Regions from separate parts of the Homo sapiens genome. Here region 2 is linked to region 1. A link is a contact called in ENCODE Hi-C or POLR2A ChIA-PET data. All regions are on one chromosome and are shown on one strand. Each heading gives the region's core, a stretch centred on a gene start or an enhancer-like site at or near the end of the contact. The rest is flanking DNA. Distances are from core to core; before and after follow the strand shown.

Region 1 (6,202 bases), core at 3,456-5,955:
GATGGGGTTTCACTGTGTTATCCAGGATGGTCTCGATCTCCTGACCTCGTGATCCGCCCGCCTCAGCCTCCCAAAGTGCTGGGATTACAGGTGTGAGCCACTGCGCCCGGCCTTGGATAATTTTTTTCTATTTTTAGTAAAGGCAAGGTTTCGCCATGTTGGCCAGGCTGGTCTCGAACTCCTGACCTCAAGCAATCCGCCCGCCTCAACCTCCCCAAGTGCTGGGATGACAGGCGTGAGCCACCGCACAGGCCTAATGAAGGTAAAGATCTTGAGATGAGATCATCCTTGATCTGGGTGGGCCCTAAATCCCTTAACAGATGTCCTCACGAGGCACAGAGACACAGAGAGAAGACGGCCACATGGAGTCAGAGGCAGAGGCTGGAGGGATGTGGCCACGAGCCGAGGACCCCTGGAGTCCCCAGGAGCTGGTCGAGGTAGGCAGCGTCCTCCCCTAGAGCCCTCCGAGGGAGTCAGCCCTGCCCACACTTTGACTTCAGACTTCTGGGCTCCAGAACTGCAAGAGAGGACATTTCTGTGGCTTTAAGCCACCGAGTCTGTGGTGCTTTGTTAAGAGCTGCTGTGGGAAACAACCACAGGTGTTCATTTTACTGTTCGGGTGATAAGCAGAGTCTTTGGAGAATTCTGAGCAGGGGAGGAACATTTGATTATATCTTTTTGTTTTTTTGTTTTTTTTGAGATGGAATCTCGCTCTGTTGGCCAGACTGGAGTGCAGTGGTACGATCTTGGCTCACTGCCACCTCCACCTCCTGGGTTCAAGTGATTCTCCTGCCTCAGCCTCCCAAGTAGCTGGGACTAAAGGCACCCGCCACCACGCCTGGCTAATTTTTGTATTTTTAGTAGACATGGGGTTTACTATGTTGGCCAAGCTGGTCTCAAACTCCTGATCTCAGGTGATCCGCCTGCCTCAGCCTCCCAAAGTGCTGGGATTAAAAGCCACGGCACCCGGCCTAAAAATTAAATTTCTAATAATTTTTTTTTTTTTGAGACAGAGTCTCACTCTTGTCGCCCAGGCTGGAGGGCAATGGCATGATCTTGGTTCACTGCAACCTCCGCCTCCCACGTTCAAGTGATTCTCCTGCCTCAGCCTCCCAAGTAGCTGGATTACAGGTGTCTGCTACCATGCCCGGCTAATTTTTGTATTTTTGTAGAGACCGGGTTCCACCATGTTGGGCAGGCTGGTCTTGAACTCCTGACCTCAGGTGATCCACCCGCCTCGGCTTCCCAAAGTGCTGGGATTACAGGCGTGAGCCATCGCGCCTGGCCATAAAAAATATTTTCAAAAAGTGAGCAAACAATTTGAACAGACACCAATAATGCAGATACACGGATGACAAAAAAAGATGAGAAAACGCTCATCATTACTCATCAGGGAGACGCCGATGAAGAGCACAGGGCAGACCCTGCACACCCCCCCAGGATGACGGAACGCCTGTGGTCCTGCCCGGGCCATCAGTGGAGAAGCCATCCTTGGAATCTGGAATCCATCTGGCGGGTGCTACTCAGCAGCTGACAGAAGCCACCGATGCCTGCAACGCTGGGGTAAGTCTCAGAATAATGATGCCAGGCCGGGCGCGGTGGCTCACGCCTGTAATCCCAGCACTTTGGGAAGCCGAGGCGGGAGGATCACGAGGTCAGGAGATCAAGACCGTTGTGGCTAACACGGTGAAATCCCGCCTCTACTAAAAATACAAAAAAAAAAAAAAATTAGCCGGGCGTGGTGGCCAGCGCCTGTAGTCCCAGCTACTCGGGAGGCTGAGGCAGGAGAATGGCGTGAACCCAGGAGGCAGAGGTTGCAGTGAACGGAGATCGCGCCACTGCACTCCAGCCTGGGTGACAGAACGAGATTCCATCTCAAAAAAAAAAAAAGAATAATGACGCCGAGCAGCTGGCCAGGGAGCGTGCACTGTGTGCTTTCATTCACACAGACTCCAGAAGAGCAAACAGCGCCTCTCCAGGGACAGAAAGTGGCGCCCTGGCGGCCTGGGGACAAGTCAGGGGTGGTTTGGGAATGTTCGTTACAGGGTTGAAAGGGATGGGGGATGGGGCCACAGGTACGTGTGAATGTCAACACGCATCAGTGTGCACCCTTTACACCCTTTACACACCTGCAGTTTATCAGACGTCAATCATAACTCAAAAAAGCTGTTTTCAAAAAGAGGCGGGGAGAGGGAGGAGGAAGGCAAAGAGGTAGAGGAGGGGGAGGAAGAGGAAGAGGGGAAGGAGACGGAGGAGAAAGAGAAGAGGGAGGAGGAGGTGGTCAAGGTTGACTCCTGAGTTTTTAGAGAACGAGGAAGACGAGGAGCAGGAGGAGAGAGAAGGGGGAAGAGGTGGTCAAGGTTGACAGGAGGAGGAGGAGGAGGAGGAGGAGGAGGGGGAGGAGGGGAGGAGGGGGAGGAGGAGAAGAAGGGGAACGAAGGGGAGGGGGGAGGGGGAGGAGGGGGAGGGGAAGGAGGGGAGGGGGAGGGGGAGGAGGAGAGGAGGGGGGAGGGGGAGGAGGGGGAGAAGAAGGAAGGGGAGGAGGGGGAGGAGGAGGGGGAGGGGGAGGGGGAGGGGGAGGAGGAGGTAGTTGTTCTCAAGGTCGACCCTGAGGTTCTGGCCTGGGCCCGGGTGAGGGCATTTGCCGAAGGCACAGGCCCCGCATGCAGGGGCGGTGATGCTGGTCAGAGGATGAGGAGAGGCAGGTGGCGGGGCAGAGGAAGCTCTGTGCAGGGTGCTCCCATTCAGGTGACAGGAGGAGGAAGCATTACCCCATCGGATCTCCCCTCCCCTTAGAGAGTTACCCTGAGGGACAGATTGAGAAACTGTAGAGGGATGAAGCCGCACAGCCCCCGCCTGGCGTCCGGCAGGGATCCGCGCCTGACCGGCCTCTCCTCCCATGGGCACCACGGACGTCTCCTTCCGGACTCGCTGCCCACACAGCGCAGGGTGCAGGGCCCTGGAGCCCTTGGGGTCCTGCGGGGACCCAGCTGGTGCCCACAGGAGTGGAAAGAGACCGTGGCGGGTCACACAGCAGTTCTCAGGCTGCAGCCTGGGGCCATGAGCCTCACTGAGGCCACAGTCAAATGGCCACACCCAACTTCAGGGGCACAGGGAGACCAGCTCTGCCTTGCGGTCCCTGGATGAGGAGATGGGACACACCGGGCAGGCGGTGCTCAGGACTCCCTCGGTGGCGGGGCAGCGTTCGAGTCAGTGCCCTGCTGGGAACAGATCTCCAAGATGTGGTTAAGTGGCAAAAGCCAGGTGCAGAAAAGAGGAGCCGTGCGCTACCTGCAGGGTGACAAGGCAGAGGGAGGCACACGGGTGGCTGCCTGAACGCACACGGAAAAGCCGGGAACACAGGCACAAATCAGAACACAGGCTGACTCCAGGGGAGGGGACCAGCTGCTCAGGGGTCAGGGGAGACCTTCGACCCTTTGACTGGATGATTCCCCCACCTTTTATTTTTATTTTTTTTTAGACAGGGTCTCGCTCTGTCGGCCGGCTGCAGCGTAGTGGCACCATCATAGCTTACTGCAGCCTTGACCTCCCAAGCTGAAGAGATCCTCCTACCTCAGCCTCCTCAGTAGCTGGGACCGTAGGCATGCACCACCATGCCTGGCTAATTTATTCTTGATTTTTGTTTGTAGAGATAGGGTCTCACTATGTTGCCCAGGCTGGTCTCAGACTCCCACTTTGGCCTCCCAAAGGGCTGGGATTAGAGGTTCATGCCACCATGCCCAGCTAATTTTTATTTTTTTGTAGAGATGGGGGTCTTGCTATGTTGCTCAGGCTGGTCTCGAACTCAACCGATCCTCCTGCCTTGGTCTCCCAAAGTGCTGAGATTACAGGCATGAGCATCACACCTGGCAACTGTATGATCTTTTGTGTCTTTTGAGTTTTGTTCCCATCAGTGTTTCCATTAAAAAAAAAAAAAAAAAGGCGTGGGGGCGGGGCGGGCGCAGTAATTCCAGCACTTTGGGAGGCCAAGGCGGGCGGACCACCTGAGGTCAGGAGTTCGAGACCAGCCTGGCCAACATGGTGAAACCCCGTCTCTACTAAAAACACAAAAAAATTAGCCAGACATGGTGGCGGGCGCCTGTAATCCCAGCTACTCGGGAGACTGAGGCAGGAGAATCGCTTGAACCTGGGAGGTGGAGGTTGCAATAAGCCGAGGTCGCGCCACTGCATTCCAGCCTGGGCGACAGAGCGAGACTCCGTGCCAAAAAAAAAAAGAAAAAAGAAAAGGGTGAACTTTGTGGAACACGAGTTCTATCTCAATAAAGCTATTATTATTATTATTATTATTATTTGAGACAGGGTCTCTCCCCGGGAGCCCCCCGGGCTGCGCCCCCTCGCCAGTGCCTGCGCCCCGGCCGCCCCCGCTCTCCGGGACGTGCAGAACCTGCCACTTGACTCATCCGCGGATCCCTGACGCCACTCCTCCCCGCCGTGCGTCCTGGAGTGCGTCCCTTCGCAACGCCAGCACCACCTGTGAATGGAGAGGCCAGCGCCTGCCCCGCGCCGCCGACCCACCTGGACCGGACCACATGCGCGCGGCGCCGGCCAGCCCGCCTCCCGCCGCCATGGGGCGCTGCAGGCATCAGGCCGGCGCCGCGGGCCTCTCGCGCCTCCTTCTGGGCCCGCTTCCCGCCGCACTGTTTTCCTTCCGGTTGTTCCGGAAGTCGGGTCCTCGAGGGCGGTGAGATCGGTTTCCGATTCCGGGGTGGCCGGGTGGCGGCGGCGGCGCTCCGGTCGCGATGGGCCAGAGGTAAGTGAGCCGCGGCCTGGGCGCTTCCTCATTGCCGGGCGAGCGCCTGGTTCTCCCGGCTACCGCTCCCGGCCTCTGGGCCGTCCCTTCTGGTTCTGCCGCCTCCAGCCCGGCGTCCGCGTCGCCTGCTGCCGCCCGACTGAGCCGCTCCCGGGCGGCTGGGAGGCGGGGTCCCTGCAGCTCCTGCAGCATCGCCCCGCCGGGCGGGCGCGGGACCACTGTCCCCGGGTCCCAGGCCCAAGCCCCGTGCGGCAAGGGAGCGAATGAGCGAGCGAACGAGCGAATGAGTGAAGGAATGACCGCACGCTGGCTCCTCCGCAGGTGACGCCGCAGCCGCCGGGAGCCGCGAGGGACGGGGCAGGATGAACCGGGCCAAGCCCACCACGGTGCGCCGGCCCAGCGCCGCGGCCAAACCCTCAGGTGCGTCTCCCTCCTCGCTCTGCAGCCCGGGGGTCTTTGGGGGTCTTTGGGGGTCTTTGGGGATCTCAGCTGCCGCGGATCCTGCGTTGGGCTTGGTTGTTCCGCAGCCGCGGCTGTTTCCAGGAATTCGGTCTGGAAACACTGCTCTCGGTCCTCAGCGGCTCTGAGAGTCCCTGGGAGGCTTGGGACAGTGGCGACTTCCTTCGGGACCCCGGTGATCTCGTTTCAGGCTGAGCTGCAAGGCGGCCGACAGTAGCGGAAGGTCTCCCCAGCCAGGAGGCGGGAGGCAGCACAGTGTAGCGTAGCACGGGGTCTGCGGCTGAACTGTCGGCTCAGATCCTCCGGACTTTGCCACTCGCCTGCTGTGTGACGCTGGGCACGTCGCTTAACCTCTCTGTGTCCCTTTCTCTCTTGTAAAGTTAGAGTAATAGCACCTATTGCGGAAACTCGGGGCGGGGGTTACTAAGCACACTAATTTGGATAGACCAGAGATGGCCTGGTTTGTGGTTAGCGCTACGTGACTGTCCACCATCACCTGTGCGTATCCTGCTGGTCCCAGCTCTGCTGTAGGCTGCTGAGTGAGCTCTGGCTTCTTCCTTGCCTCCTCTGACCCTTGTTTAATCCCCTCTGACATAACAGGAGGTTAGAGTCAGTCTTTTTCCATCTTGGGTGTTGCAAATGTGCCCGGTTTTCTCTCTCCTTTCTCTGCAGGGCACCCTCCCCCAGGAGACTTCATTGCTCTGGGCTCAAAGGGTCAGGCCAATGAATCGAAAACGGCGTCCACCCTGCTGAAGCCAGCCCCTTCCGGCCTGCCTTCTGAGCGCAAGCGGGATGCGGCGGCCGCGTTGTCCAGTGCCTCGGCCCTCACCGGTCTCACCAAACGCCCCAAACTCTCCTCCACACCCCCTCTGAGTGCCCTGGGGCGCCTGGCTGAGGCTGCAGTGGCAGAAAAACGAGCCATTTCTCCGTCGATTAAAGAGCCATCTGTGGTGCCAATTGAAGGTAATGAGT
Region 2 (6,198 bases), core at 1-2,500, 900 kb after region 1:
CAGCAGATGGGGCAGGGCTGATCCCAGAGAGACCCTGGCAGCCCAGGCCTGCCCAGTGGTCAGCAGTGCTGAAGGCAGAGCCACCTCTGCGGGAGGTATGGGATGGGCAGCTTCCTGACTGGACCCACCGCTTTATCCCAGCCCCAAATCTCATGCTACTACTTATAGCCCCTCTTCTAGTTCACACTCTGGGTCCTGGTGTCACCGTGTCACCTCCTCCCCCGCCCTGTCCATTCTGGGTCCTGGTGTCACCATGTCACCTCCTCCCCCGCCCTCTCCACTCTGGGTCCTGGTGTCACCTCCTCCCCCATCCCCTCCACTCTGGGTCCTGGTGTCACCTCCTCCCCCACCCTCTCCACTCTGGATCCTGGTGTCACCTCCTCCCCCATCCCCTCCACTCTGGGTCCTGGTGTCACCGTGTCACCTCCTCCCCTGCCCTCTCCACTCTGGGTCCTGGTGTCACCTCCTCCCCCATCACCTCCACTCTGGGTCCTGGAGTCATCATGTCGCCTCCTCCCCTGCCGTCTCCTTCCTGGATGTTTATTGAGTGCCTGCTTTATGCCTGGCACTTGTGACGAGGAGGACCTGGTGCCTGCTCTGGTGTGGGGGAGGTTGTGGCTTAATGGGGGAGAGGGACCAAGAACAGGAAATTAGCCAATGAATGTCCTGACTCTGGTTCTGCCCCTCCTGTCCCCTCTGCTTTCATTCCTGCTCTGCCTCACAAACTCCTACACATCCTACAAGACCCCGCCAGGCCCAGCTCATCTATCTGCGGCTGGGCTTTGATAGATACTGACCTCCGCAGATGACCGAGGACCTGCCTCCCTGCGGTGGGCCTGGGAGCTCCATAGGTCCCCACTGAGGCCTTTCCTCCCCTGTGGAATGCTTCTCCCTCTTCTGTGTCTGCCCATGTCATTCAAATCTTCCAGTTAAATTCCAAAGGCATCTTCAAGGTGCCGGTTTGCATCGGCAGGGCTTGGGGTTGAGGCCACCCCCAGGAATTCTGCTTTCCATGTTCTTTGCTTCTCCTAAATGAACAGATGTGGAAGAGACAAACCCTTTACCCAGAGATCCCTTGTGGAGCCTGAAACCGACATGGGGCTCCCAGGTTATGTTCCCGCCTAACTTGTCGTGTCTCGAGGAGGGTGGTGGACGGGTCAGGATCGCGTGGACTCGGGACTCAGAGGACCCAGGCTGTGTTCTTTGCTGGCCGTGACCTTTGCCCAGGCCCTTGTGTGGCTGAGCCGTGCCATTTCCATATTACTCAGAAAAACGAACAGAGCTCACTGCTGCCGGGAAGACTGAGATAACCCTCCTGGGGTTCTGCTCTTGGCCCCTGGTGTGGAAGCCATTGGCCGCCTGGCAGCTGCCCCGCCCCGTCTCATGTCCCCAACACACGCACCGCAAGAGCCTCGTCCACCCCACAGAGGAAACGCCCACCACCCACGCCCCGGGCTTGTCCTCATCTTCAGCGCGGGTGGCCACCCTCCTGCCCCAGCGCCAGGCCCCAGCCGGCAGCATGCTGAGGACTTCCTGGGAGAGGTGAGGGTGTGAGGGGCCGGCGGCTGGGACTGCTGGAGGGATCAGGTCCCTGTCTTTCCGCCGTTGGCCTCCAGGCTCCCGGGAGCCCCACCTGGGCCAGGACCTCGGCAAAGGGGCCGGGAGGTGTTGCTGCCCCGGCTGACCTTGGCGGGACCTCCTCCTCCTCCTCCTCATCCTCGCAGAATCCCCACCCACCCCTCGACCTCTGGACTCAGTGAGGCATCTCCCTTCCCTCCGTCCTTCCAGCAGGACAGACCCCCCCTCCCCCCGCCGCCGTCTGTAACTCCTTCATACATGACAGGGTGGTGGGAGAGGCCGGTGCCGGAGCCACTTCAAAGCAGGGACCGTTTCCTCCAGCCCTGAGCTCACTGGGTCCCCTCCCAGCCCAGCCCCTGCCCTGGCCCAGTTAGCGTGGGGTCGGGGCTGAAGCCTGAGTGGAGGGGAGACGGTTTTCTCTCAGACACGACGCGTCGTGGCGTCCTGCCTGGCTTCTCGCCAGGCCCGGGGACGTTGGGAGGCAATTTTGAGAAAGGAAAGAGTGAGGTCACCCTCGTGTAACTGGAGTTCCCCAAATATATTGTCCTGGCAAATCCCTCCCCTTCCCCCTCCCCATCCCCCTGCCCGTCCCTGCGCCTCCCCCTGCCCGTCCCTACCCCTCCCCAGCCCCCCCGGGTCAGGCACAAAGGCAGCTTTAAGGCCTCTGCTGGACCCGGCCCTCCAGAGCCAGGATGTCTGAGCCCCGTGGGTGGATGCCCACTTCCTGGCTACAGGCTCACGTGGGATGGCCGGGCCCCCTGCGGGAACCGGCTGTGACTTATGGGGCTGTCCCGTGAGTCCCAGGCGGCTGTGCACGAACACCAAGCACCTCCATCAACTTCAGATTTTCCAGCCAGGGCAGGGGTGGGCGTCAGGGAGTGCCCGGCGGGGCCGGGCGGGGCCGGGCGCAGGAGCTGCCTGCAGGGGCCCTCCTGTGATGTGGGAGGCCCTTCGCATGCAGGGTAAATCCGCAGGGCCCGTGTGGGTGAAGGCCACATTTAAGGGAATCAAAGGATGCTCAGTAAGGAATCTGGAATGAAAAAGTGGCATGTTGGGTAGCCCGGGTGAGTTATGGGCATATGTATTATAATAATTACTGTTATTACAGCACCCGGGGGAACGGCCGCATGGCAGCCCCAGGCAGCCCCATCCAGCTGCTGTGTGAACCCTGGGTGCTGCATGTTGTTTGCTGGTTTCTGTAAATCGCCTCCCTGGGGCAATGGGATGGATGTACCCTGGGTTCGGGGCTGCAGGACTACGGCTACCCAGGGTCCGAGTGGGTTTCTGAGGCTAGCGGTTTTCCCTGGTTTTATTCTGCGTGGCGGGAAGGGACGGCCGTTTGCCGTGGGTATTTAACTGCGCTGGCCAAGTGCCGGAGGCCCATCAGGAAGCCGTCCCCTCAAGGACCTGGCCCTGGCCCTTTAAGCCAGCAGAGCTTGGAGGTGGACGTCACCCACTTCTGCAGGGTGGACGCTGCCCTCTGACCAGCAGCGTCCAGGGGGACGGCCAGGTGACAAAATGCCAAGAGCACCAGGTTCAGTTTGAATTACGGTTTTCCAGAGACTCCGAAAGTGCCTGCTGCCGTCCGTGTGTTGCCAAGAGCTATAATCCATTTTTCTAAGTATAAAAATATCTTCCAATGTATTTTATTCATGGAACATAGCATTTCTATTTAAAAGGACACTCAGCTGCTGACTTTGCAGGCCTGGGAACGTAGCTCCCTTCCAAGCCCTGTTTGGGGCTCGACTCTTCCCCTGATTGTTTTTGGGCCCGTTATCCCGACTCCCTCTTTTTGCTCCCCGTCCCAGGCATCACGACGTCCCCACTGACGCTGGCCGTTCCGGGCTTCCCTCGGTTTCACACAACACGTCTGGGGGAAGAGCTCTTTCTGGGGGGCTGGGGAGCACCGCCAGGCAGCTGGGTGTACCCCGGAGCAGGGCGCCTCAGCTTGGTGATCTGATCAGATGTTATTCAGGTTGTGTCTTGTGTTCTGTGTGTTTTTAAAATTCGTTTTTTAATTTTTTGAGATGGGGTCTCGCTCTGTCGCCCAGGCTGGGAGTGCGGTGGCGTGATCATAGCTCATTGCAGCCTTGAACTCCTGGGCTCAAGCGATCCTCCCGAGAAGCTGGGACTACCACTGTGCACCACCACGTCCAGCTAATTTTAAAGTTTTTCATAGAGACGGGGTCTTGCTGTGTTGCCCAGGCTGGTCTCAGACTCCTGGCTTCAAGCAATCCTCCCGCCTGGGCTTCCCAAAGTGCTGTGATGACAGGTATGAGCCACTGCCCTCGGCCCTACTTTAATTGTAGTAAAAGACACACCACACTGACCATTCTAACCATTTTGTGCAGTTCGGTGGCATTAAGAATATTCACGTTGTTTTACAACCGTCACCACTGTCCATTTCCCAAATGTTCTTGTCTTCTTAAACTGAAGCTCTGTCCACATTACACACTCCCTGCCCATGCGCCTCCCCCAGCTCCTGGCACCCCTGTCCCACCATTGACTTCTAAACACAGAGGGTGAGCGAGTGAAGGTGAATGGGGGGCCTGCCCGTGCGCCTCCCCCAGCTCTTGGCACCCCTGTCCCACCATTGACTTCTAAACACAGAGGGTGAGCGAGTGAAGGTGAATGGGGGGCCTGCCCGTGTGCCTCCCCCAGCTCCTGGCACCCCTGTCCCACCATTGACTTCTAAACACAGAGGGTGAGCGAGTGAAGGTGAATGGGGGGCCTGCCCATGTGCCTCCCCCAGCTCCTGGCACCTCTGTCCCACCATTGACTTCTAAACACAGAGGGTGAGCGAGTGAAGGTGGGCAGGGGGCAGGGCAGAGCCAGGTGTGAGCTCGGCGCCAGAGAAGCTGCAGTGATGGTGGGGTGTAAATGCTGCCCCGCGGGGGACCCCCATTGTTTTTTCTTTTAAAAGAAGAGAAGCTGGGCGTGGTGGCTCACGCCTGTAATCCCAGCACTTTGGGAGGCCGAGGTGGGTGGATCACCTGAGGTCAGGAGTTTGAGACCAGCCTGACCAACATGGAGAAACCCCGTCTCTACTAAAAATACAAAATTAGCCGGGCGTGGTGGCAGTTGCCTGTAATCCGGGAGGCTGAGGCGGGAGAATCGCTTGAACCTGGGAGGCAGAGGTTGCGGTGAGCCGAGATCGCACCATTGCACTCCAGCCTGAGGAACAAGAGCGAAACTCCATCTCAAAAAAAAAAAAGAGAGAAAACAAAAAAATGAAACACAACAAGAAGTAGCCCCTTTGCGTACCAGCTGGGGTGGGGCCCGCACTGCGCCGGGAGTGGTGACAGTGGCCAGTGTCCTGAGAAGGATGGCCCCTTTGTCCTCCGGGCGGCCGAGCACAGTGTGGCCCTGGCCGTCTGTGGGACCCGCACAATGGCTTCCTCTGAGGCTGCGGAGGGAGCTCTCGGAGGCCTTGGGCTTCTCCAGGCCTCATGGGCAGCGCGTCCTGGTCCAGCTTCCCTGGGTCCTGCCTGCAGCGGCAGCAGCCACGGATCCCCGCTTTGAGACAGAATCCCAGAAAGCTGGGAGGTGCGGCCGTCCCGGGCTGGCTCTGTGGAGACTCACCCTTCTCTGCTCCCAGAGCCCCCATCCTCTTTGCCAAGGCAGGGGGATGTCCTGCCACTTGCCTGGGCAGCCATTCGAGGGGGTGGTGTCCTCATTCCCTGAAGGGGCCAAGAGGCTCACTCACCTCCTTGGGCACAAGATGTTACCCGCCTCCCTGGCTCTCCCATGTCAAGCAAACCCCTCCCGACCTCAGATTCACATCTTCTGAGTCCACACTGCTTTCGTGGCTCAGCAAGAGGCCCCTGCATCGGAACAGAAGTGCAGAGGGTGCTGGAGGGAGGGTGATAGTGTTTAGTGCGGAGGGTGCTGGAGGGAGGGTGATGATGTTTAGTGTGGAGGGTGATGGTGTTTGGTGCGGAGGGTGCTGGAGGGTGATGGTATCTAGTGTGGAGGGTGCTGGAGGGTGATGGTGTTTAGTGTGGAGGGTGCTGGAGGGTGATGGTGTTTAGTGTGGAGGGTGCTGGAGGGAGGGTGATGGTATTTAGTGTGGAGGGTGCTGGAGGGTGATGGTGTTTAGTGTGGAGGGTGCTGGAGGGAGGGTGATGGTGTTTAGTGTGGAGGGTGCTGGAGGGAGGGCGATGGTGTTTAGAGCGGAGGGTGCTGGAGTGAGGGCGATGGTGTTTAGTGTGGAGGGTGCTGGAGGGAGGGCGATGGTGTTTAGTGTGGAGGGTGCTGGAGGGAGGGTGATGGTGTTTAGTGTGGAGGGTGCTGGAGGGTGATGGTGTTTAGTGCGGAGGGTGCTGGAGGGAGGGTGATGGTGTTTAGTCTGGAGGGTGCTGGAGGGTGATGGTGTTTAGTGCAGAATGCCTCCTGAAGCTGTGCCAGTGGCGACTGCCACCCCAGGCGTGCATGTCACGTACAGGGATGCTCCTGGCAGCACGACGTGCTGTGGACCCTGGAGTCCGTCACCTGCAGCGTGGATAGACACGGTGAGACCCACAGGGTGAGCTCCGGATCCCTCTGGGGAAGAGTCCCCTGGGAGTTTGTGAGGCCCCGATCTGAGCGATGTGAAACTCACTGTGCTGCAAGAGTTGGGCA

Evidence for each region. A loop is a pair of places that touch in the nucleus more often than their neighbours do. ChIA-PET counts read pairs that join two places held with the same protein, here RNA polymerase II (POLR2A). Pooled maps may share reads with other maps.
Region 2: a pooled map shows a loop between it and region 1 (13-fold over the local background). The contact joins the promoter of PRKAR1B-AS1 here to the promoter of INTS1 in region 1. A Hi-C loop is called at or near these places in 5 of 50 pooled maps. POLR2A ChIA-PET finds 5 or more read pairs at or near these places in 2 of 52 experiments (activated CD4-positive, alpha-beta T cell and common myeloid progenitor, CD34-positive).

Annotation. Positions count from the first base shown.
Region 1 is chr7:1,502,892-1,509,093 of GRCh38, reverse strand. INTS1 (integrator complex subunit 1) reads left to right here and starts at 4,705. Exons shown (of 48, transcript NM_001080453.3): 1 at 4,705-4,771; 2 at 5,093-5,191; 3 at 5,903-6,193. The coding sequence starts at 5,134. RefSeq lists enhancers at 2,421-3,016, 3,202-3,391, 3,017-3,613 and a silencer at 4,500-5,059.
Region 2 is chr7:597,897-604,094 of GRCh38, reverse strand. It overlaps PRKAR1B-AS1 (PRKAR1B antisense RNA 1), which reads right to left and starts at 1,250. Exons shown (of 2, transcript NR_110054.1): 1 at 798-1,250. All of the region lies in intron 6 of PRKAR1B (protein kinase cAMP-dependent type I regulatory subunit beta), which reads left to right. RefSeq lists enhancers at 1-447, 508-557 and silencers at 1,653-1,712, 2,453-2,562.